Linked DNA regions of Homo sapiens: region 1 is linked to region 2. A link is an interaction called in ENCODE POLR2A ChIA-PET data of the cell type or tissue named here. Cell type or tissue: CD4-positive, alpha-beta T cell. All regions are shown on one strand.

What was found. Peaks named below come from ENCODE experiments on the same cell type or tissue, not always from the same donor. Only the 100,000 strongest peaks of a DNase experiment are listed, where the experiment ranks them.
Region 1: POLR2A ChIA-PET joins it to region 2 with 8 read pairs; 5 of 35 experiments call an interaction of 5 or more read pairs at or near these places.

What each region holds. Positions count from the first base shown.
Region 1 is chr5:113,020,486-113,024,485 of GRCh38, forward strand. DCP2 (decapping mRNA 2) reads left to right here. Exons shown (of 11, transcript NM_152624.6): 11 at 1-1,710. MCC (MCC regulator of Wnt signaling pathway) reads right to left here. Exons shown (of 19, transcript NM_001085377.2): 19 at 1,621-4,000. Among named protein-coding and RNA genes, the nearest start is that of DCP2, 46 kb to the left of the region's middle. In CD4-positive, alpha-beta T cell, no CTCF peak of the experiment used is centred here; DNase peaks (open chromatin) are centred at 156 and 2,346; H3K27ac peaks cover 4,000 bases.
Region 2 is chr5:113,071,611-113,075,610 of GRCh38, forward strand. The region is part of intron 11 of MCC (MCC regulator of Wnt signaling pathway); the gene reads right to left. Among named protein-coding and RNA genes, the nearest start is that of DCP2, 97 kb to the left of the region's middle. RefSeq lists an enhancer at 1,730-2,231. In CD4-positive, alpha-beta T cell, CTCF peaks have their summits at 2,325 and 2,606; a DNase peak (open chromatin) is centred at 2,251.

The sequences.
Region 1 (4,000 bases), 51 kb before region 2:
TGTTCACCTTGTTATAAGAACAGAAACATTTGGAACAGGTTTCATTCTGTTTCTAGATTTATGTTGTTGTAGTTGAACAGCAACTGTTTTTTTCCCTCAGTGTTAACGAAAGGATAAAGACTACCTGTATTGTTGGGTATGACTATCAAAGGATTTCCGGTGATTCATGTTTGTGAATTGGAGTTTAAATGTTTGCAGGATTACTGTACTTCCAAAGACCCACTAGAATGTCAGCTGTACTCTGTACTCTCCACTGAGAAAATGAACAAAATCCTATGTCTTAACAGTTATGCTCTAACTTTTTGAAAGCTTTTTGATGTAAATAATAGGTTAGAAACTAAAAGCCTTTTAATCTTACAAAATACAATTTGAACGATGGAAGGTTGTTCAGATACTGGCTTTCTGTAAAAACATCATTGTGTTAGATTGTTTGTAATGTACTATCAATAAAATTGGCTGCTTGGGCGGTTTTAGTTACCACCTTAGCCTGGTTTTCTGCTACTGTTATTTATCATCGTAGGTTCTGAGTTGCTCATTGTGGTTGCTCTTTGGACCAATAAAAATGGCAAGTATGAGATGAACATGATAAAAGTATGTTTATATAACAGGAAGAAGCTGGGCGCGGTGCTCATACCTGTAATCCCAGCACTTTGGGAGGCTGAGTTGGGTGGATCACGAGGTCAGGAGTTCGAGACCAGCCTGACCAACATGGTGAAACTAAAAATTCAAAAATTAGCTGGGCGTGGTGGTGCGTGTCTGTAGTCCCAGCTACTTGGGAGGCTGAGGCAGGAGAATCTCTTGACCCCGGGAGGCAGAGGTCGCAGTGAGCTGAGATCACACCACTGCACTCCAGCCTGGGTGAACAGAGCAAGACTCTGTCTGGAAAAAACAAAAAACAACCAAAAAAAAAAAAAAAAAACCCCCAGGAAGAAATATTGTCGAGAGTCTCTGCAAAAATGAAAATACCTCAAACAATTAAGTTTGTTGCTTTAAAGCAAGATTATAGTGTAGGGCTTGAGATGTGAATTCATTAGATATTTAAAATCCAGCAATTCTTAAGTTTGTGCTAGAATCAGGTTTTGCAATAGGAATACTTAACTTTGGATCTCAAGGGGGAAAGAAATACATTCTTTTCCATTAGAGACCTCAGCTATATGATAGTAACTTTTATTTTAAATTCTCAAAAGGAGAGTGACTAAGGTGTTATACTTACTGTCAAAGTTACTTTGCTTCCATAGTGAAAACTTGAGAACATTGTAATCTTTCTCTAACAGATGTGTTGCAAAGCTGCTTGCCATCTTGTTGTCCTATATGACTTCCTTGCATTTCCAGTCCTTGATTACATTCCATTTTAATGATCTTTCTTTAAGAGGGGAAAAGACTCTCTTCAATAGATAACTTCCTATTTATGCCAAATTTTAAAAAGCCAACTAAAAATGGGCTATAAATGAGGGTTCTTTGGCCATTTTGATCTAATAATAGTCTTACTTCTAGACCCCTGCTTTGACTAGGGCTCTTGATTTCATGTAAGCATCATGGATTTGATATTTGCCTGCATGTATATCACAGTTCTACAGAAGGATAGCCTTACCCTTTAAATAACACAGTTAAGGTACACTGTGGAATTAGAAATATTTATTCAGAATATAAGAATGTTTGTAAAATATTATAAATGTCTCTGTATAAATAAATGGAGTTTTTAAAAAACAATTCTATATCAAATAACGCAAAGTAGCTATTTTACAGCAGCTAAAACTAAAGGCATCTGGAAACATTTAAAGAATACAAGTGGAGAATCTAAAAAATTACAAGGTATAGTACAGTGTTAAGTAGCAATTTTAAAATGAGACTTTCAGTACAAACAGTAGAACAATACTGACAAATGCAAACTTAGTCACATGTGCTTTAATAACTGACAATACATTCAAGCAGGTTTTTCTAATTCAAGTGTATAGCACATATTCAAATAATAGGAAACAAATCTCATGCAAAGTAAATAAATCTTGATGTCTAAAAACTGATTAGAACTAGAAAAGAAGTGGACATGTTTTATTATCTTTGCATTACGTTCTAACAAAAGCAGATTATCAGGGGCTCTTACTCACTTGCCATTCCTGACATGAGCACTATAAGTGAATACTATGAGTTCTACAAACAGAACATTTTTCCACATGAATTTGACTTGCAAAAAGTGCAAAAGGGAATGGTAGAACCAGAATTACTAAGTACGGCATCAGTGTGAATGTGGGGGAAATTTGTGTATAACTTGCTTTGTTCTGCTGAGCTGATATTTCACCTGATTAGCAGATGGATGACTGTGGAAAGATGAAGTACTAGTCAAGGATGTGGTTTTACATAGCAGTTGCTATTTCCGGGACTGAATGATTTCTTCCTCTTGGTCACATGCAAAATCTCACCCAGATGTAATGTGATAAACAAACAGTTTACCCAGTGTAACCTTTAAGCAAAAATGTATGGTGATCTGCATGTGAAACTGTCTTTCTCTACACAGGTATTAGCAAAACAAGAATACATGAACAGCTGCTATCAACTTGTATACTTTTTTTCCACTTGTTTATATTTTAACAGCCACTGAGAGATCAGTGATGCTGTGGTGACAGCAGTCAGCATTATTTCTTAGAGAATACAAATGTATTAAGTTAGAGTAATTTCAGGTGTGTTAAACAGGAGATGCTTCTGAAGGCCACAAGTTTGGAGCTTACTTTAACCTGACCTACATGAACATAAGATTTGTAGGATGTGGATAAACTTTAAGAACTGGATAGTGAAGGCGTAACTTTTGTTTTGTAACCAGTTACGCCTCTTCTGTAAACTCTATAAGAGTGCTCAAAGGTGAATCAAACTTGTATATCATTCCTTGTCAAATAGGCTGTTCCCACTGGATAAGAAAATTTGCTGTATGTTTTCCTGAAAAATTTTATAGTGTTCTACAAAGCCATCACCTTCTGCAGAAAAAAAATGTTACTTATGCTCCACCTCCCCAGCCCTCACTAAAAACTTTGGTAGCCCTATGGCGGTACCCTAATTAAGGTCAGTGCAGAAATCTCAACCATTACAGAAGTCTCTTACTATTTTGGCTCTCAAAATACTCTAACTAGTAGCTCTGTTTGCTGAATCTAGAAGTAGGTAGAGCTGTAAATAGTTTAATAGAATGATTGGGACATACTCCCAATTAAGAATTTGCAAATTGTTTAAAGCCTTATGGAGGAAAGGACACTTTCAGAGATGTTTATTTTTTAATAGTCATCTTGATATGTTATCACTTTAAAGCTTGATAATCGAAACTCTTGAGAGCTATTAAGGTTGACTGATAGACTTAAAAAGTGATTGCTTTATAATTCTCGTGGGCCATAGGAAACACCTTCAGAAGGGAACAAGCAACTATGGAGGTTCTTTAATTCATGCCAGGGACACAGGCAGTCCAATCTTGATCGGGTAACTACGGTGCACTTTTTTCTCATTTAAAATAATCTAATCTGTATCCAGTTAGGAACCAGAAGACTTTCAGATAGTTTCATGTTTTCCTTAGAGTGGTAACTTTCTTTACTACTCCTTAACAGCTTTTAAGAAAAAGCCTATGGGCTCTAATTTGGACTTCCTTTTGGAGTAGAATGTCAAGGCTCTGACTTAGAAGAGGTCCCTCTAAAATATTGCTGCAGGCTCAGAGAAGACTTAGTGCATGCATCTGAAAGGAGAATTAAGCAATTTTAAAAGTTAAGTGCTAGTTAAACATAACATTTGTTTCAGGCAGCATGGATATTAACTTCAGAACGCTGACAAGCCAGCCGATGAGGATGAAAGTTTCAATAAGGAATCATACTGTTCCCCAGTCCATGACAGATTTTTGTAGCTGGTAAGCTCACACTGATGGCACTCGCAACTACGGACAGAAGTCTCTTTTGCTTGTGATTTGCACAGTTGGTTTTGTTTGCCTCAGTCCAACAATGGGAAATATATTCCAAGGGAACTGTGAAATGGG
Region 2 (4,000 bases):
AAGGATGAAAAGCAGCAAGACAGCAGTCATGGCTATTTGTTAAGCCTTTGCTTTAGTGATTCTCCTAGCAGCCTTTTGAATTAAGTGTTGTTACTCCCATTTCAGATGAGGAAATGGAGGTCCAGAAACATTAAGTATCTTGCCCTGGGATTTGAACCGGGAAGTGTGACCCCAAATCCCATCCTCATAATCACAAACTACAGAGAGAACCAAAGGAAGAATCAGTGAGTGAACAGGAAACTTCCCCTGGTGGCCTTTAAGTGGGAAATGGACGAGGAGCTATGGATTGTACCCAAAGCTGCTTTTGGGTTACACAGTCTAGCAGCTCTAACTAGTGGTAGGATAAGCATTGGGAACTTGAAGTTTTACAAGATTCAGAACTGTAGATTCAGGGCAAATGAGTCTGTGGCAAAGTTAGCAAACAAATGAATAATATGATCCTTCAGCTTCTCCGTTTTCCATCTCAGGGTACAGATGCTCTTGATGCCACAAGTCATTTTCCATGGACACATCTATTTGTAGTACTCTGACCACTAACTCTTAAAGAGAAAGCTTCACACAAACAAACTGCAAGTGACTTGAAATGTTAAGGGGTTTGGAAGCCATTAGCTTCAAGGAAAAATCTTAGACTCAAGCCTTAGAGCAGAATATGGAGACACTTGCCAACATGGGAGACATCTGGTGAGTGTAGAAGAACTAAGATCACTGCCAGGCTCTGGCCATTCCAAGGTCACTTCAAGGTAAGGTGCCACAAGAATGCTTTTCTGCCCCTGTTCACATTAAGACTTCTTGAAAAGAGTCACCATTCTCTCACTTTTCAACTTGCTCCAGTCTACAGTCTGTCCCGGCTAATTAGATAAAGCCTTTACCCAACTCATAGACCTCCATGTAGCCAAGCCCATCTCAGGGCCCTTCTCAGACAACACCCCACTGATCTGTTACTCTTTCCTTCTTAAAGAGCTCCCCTCACTTAAGCCATGGTGGGTCTCTGCTGGTTTTCTTCCTGCCCTAGCGGCTATTTCCTCTCAGTCTCCTTTGCTAGATGCTCATTCTCTATAAAATTAGTAAGGCTTGCCATTCTCTTGGGGCTGTCCCGGGGTCCCCTCTGCTATCAACACTCCCACCCTAGGGGTGATTTCTATCCAGTCCCATGATGTTATTAGGCAGGTATGCTCCGCTGGCTCACAACTTTCTCTAGCCCAGCGCTTTCTTCTGAGGGCCAGGCTCACATATCCAGCTGCCTTCCTGACATTTCCTTTTGCTGTCACATTGCCACCTCTAGTTTAACATTCCAAAGTGGGATTCTTGATTTCCCCTGAACCTCATCCTCCCTTATCTTCTCCATCTCAGTAAATGCCACCACCGTCTACCCAACACTACATGCTAGACCAAGCTTGTCCAACCTGTGGGCTGCATGGGGCCCAACACAAATTTGTAAACTTTCTTGAAACATTACGAGATATTTTTGCAATTTTTTTTTTTTTCAGTTCATCAGCTGTCATTTGTGTTAGTGTATTTTATGTTTGGCCCGAGACATTGCTCTTCTTCCAGTGTGGCCCAGGAAGCCAAAAGATTGGACACCCCTGCACTAGACCCCTGAGGATCTTTTTTGAGACCATTCCTTTCTCTTATTCAAGTGCAACCCAGCTGCAGTTTCCACTGCTTTCAGCACCACACATGGCGTGCGTGAGGCCCCTGGCCCCATCCTGCCAGAGCTGCCCTGGCATACCACAAAGATTGTGCTGCTTCCACTCTTATCCCATCCTTCCCATTCTCCACACCCAGGTAAGCTTCCATAATGTCAATCAGATCTTGTTTTTCCACATTCGAAAACCCTTTAATGACTTCTAATTACACTTCGAATAAAGAGTAAAATTTGTCCGTGGCATCAAAATCCACAGCTGAGCCAGCCCCTGCTCTGCCACCTCGTCTCATGTAGCTTCTTCCCCTTACTCCATTTCAGTTCCGCTGGCCTTTGGACAATTCCTCTTTCAGGCCTCATGGTTGTTAAGTGGCCATAAGAATATCAGTTCGCCATATGGCTGCTTTTTTTTTTTTTTCTTTTAAATCCATCTCAATGTAAGCCTCCCATCTTCAGATGCCTGCCCTGACTACCCACCGAAAAATTAACCTTCTCTGGGGTCCCACGCCCACGGAGCTTCGCTCACTGCTAGCACAGCAGTCTGAGATCAAACTGCAAGGCCACAGCGAGGTTGGGGGACGGGCGTCCGCCACTGCTGAGGGTTGAGTAGGTAAACAAAGTGGCTGGGAAGCTCAAACTGGGTGGAGCCCACCGCAGTTCAAGGAGACCTGCCTGCCTCTGTAGACTCCACCGCTGGGGGCAGGGCATAGCTGAACAAAAGGCAGCAGACAACTTCTGCAGACTTAAAAGTCCCTGTCTGACAGCTATGAAGAGAGCAGTGGTTCTCCCACCATGCAGTTTGAGCTCTGAGAATGGATAGACTGCCTCCTCAAGTGGGTCCCTGACCCCTGAGTAGCCTAACTGGGAGACACCTCCCAGTAGGGGCCGACTGACACCTCATACAGCTGGGTGCCCCTTTGATACGAAGCTTCCAGAGGAAGGATCAGGCAGCAACATCTGCCGTTCTGCAGTATTTGCTGTTCTGCAGCCTCCGCTGGTGATACCCACACAAACAGGGTCTGGAGTGGACCTCCAGCAAACTCCAACAGACCTGCAGCTGAGGGTCCTGACTATTAGAAGGAAAACTAACAAACAGAAAGGACATCCACACCAAAACCCCATCTGTACATCACCATCATCAATGACCAAAGGTAGATAAAACCACAAAGATGGGGAGAAACCAGAGCAGAAAAGCTGAAAATTCTAAAAATCAGAGTGCCTCTTCTCCTCCAAAGGAAGACAGCTCCTCGCCAGCAATGGAACAAAGCTGGACAGAGAATGACTTTGATGAGTTGATAGAAGAAGGCTTCAGACGATAGATAATAACAAACTTCTCCAAGCTAAAGGAGGATGTTCGAGCCCATTGCAAAGAAGCTAAAAACCTTGAAAAAAGATTAGACAAATGGCTAACTAGAATAAACAGTGTAGACAAGTCCTTAAATGACCTGAAGGAGCTGAAAACCACGGCACAAGAACTACATGATGCATGCAAAAGCTTCAGTAGCTGATTTGATCAAGTGGAAGAAAGCGTATCAGGGATTGAAGATCATATGAATGAAATGAAGTGAGAAGAGAAGTTTAGAGAAAAATGAGTAAAAAGAAATGAACAAAGCCTCCAAGAAATAAGGGACTGAGAGGTGACAAAGTGCTAGCAGCCCTTGCTTGCTCTTGGCACCTCGTCGGCCTCGGTGTCTGCTCTGGCCATGCTCAAGGAGCGCTTCAGCCCACCACTGCACTGTGGGGGCCCCTCTCTGGGGTGGCTGAGGCCAGAGCCAGCTCCCTCTGCTTGATGGGAAGTGTGGAGGGAGAGGTGCGTGGCACTCGTGGGCCAGCACGAGTTCCAGCTCAGCATGGGCTCACCAGGCCCCGCACTTGGAGCAGCCGGCTGGTGCCACTGGCCCTGGGCAGTGAGGGGCTTAGCACCCGGGCCAGCAGCTGTGGAGGGTGCACCGGGTACCACAGCACTTCCGGCCCGCTCGCGCCACGCTCGAATTCTCACTGGGCCTCAGCTGCCTCCCCGCGGAGCAGGGCTTGGGACCTGCAGCCTACCATGCCCGAGCCCCCCTCACCCCCTGTGGGTTCCCGTGCATCCCAAGCCTCCCCGATGGGTGCCGCCCCCTGCTCTGAGGTGCCCAGTCCCATCGACCGCCCAAGGGCTGAGGAGTGTGGGTGCATGGCACGGGACTGGCGGGCAGCTCCGCCAGCGGTCCCAGCGCAGGATCCACTAGGTGAAGCCAGCTGGGCTCTTGAGTCGGGTGGGGTCTTGGAGAACTTTTAAGTCTAGCTGGAGGATTGTAATTGCACCAATCAGCACTCTGTGTCTAGCTCAAGGTTTGTAAATGCACCAGTCAGCACCCT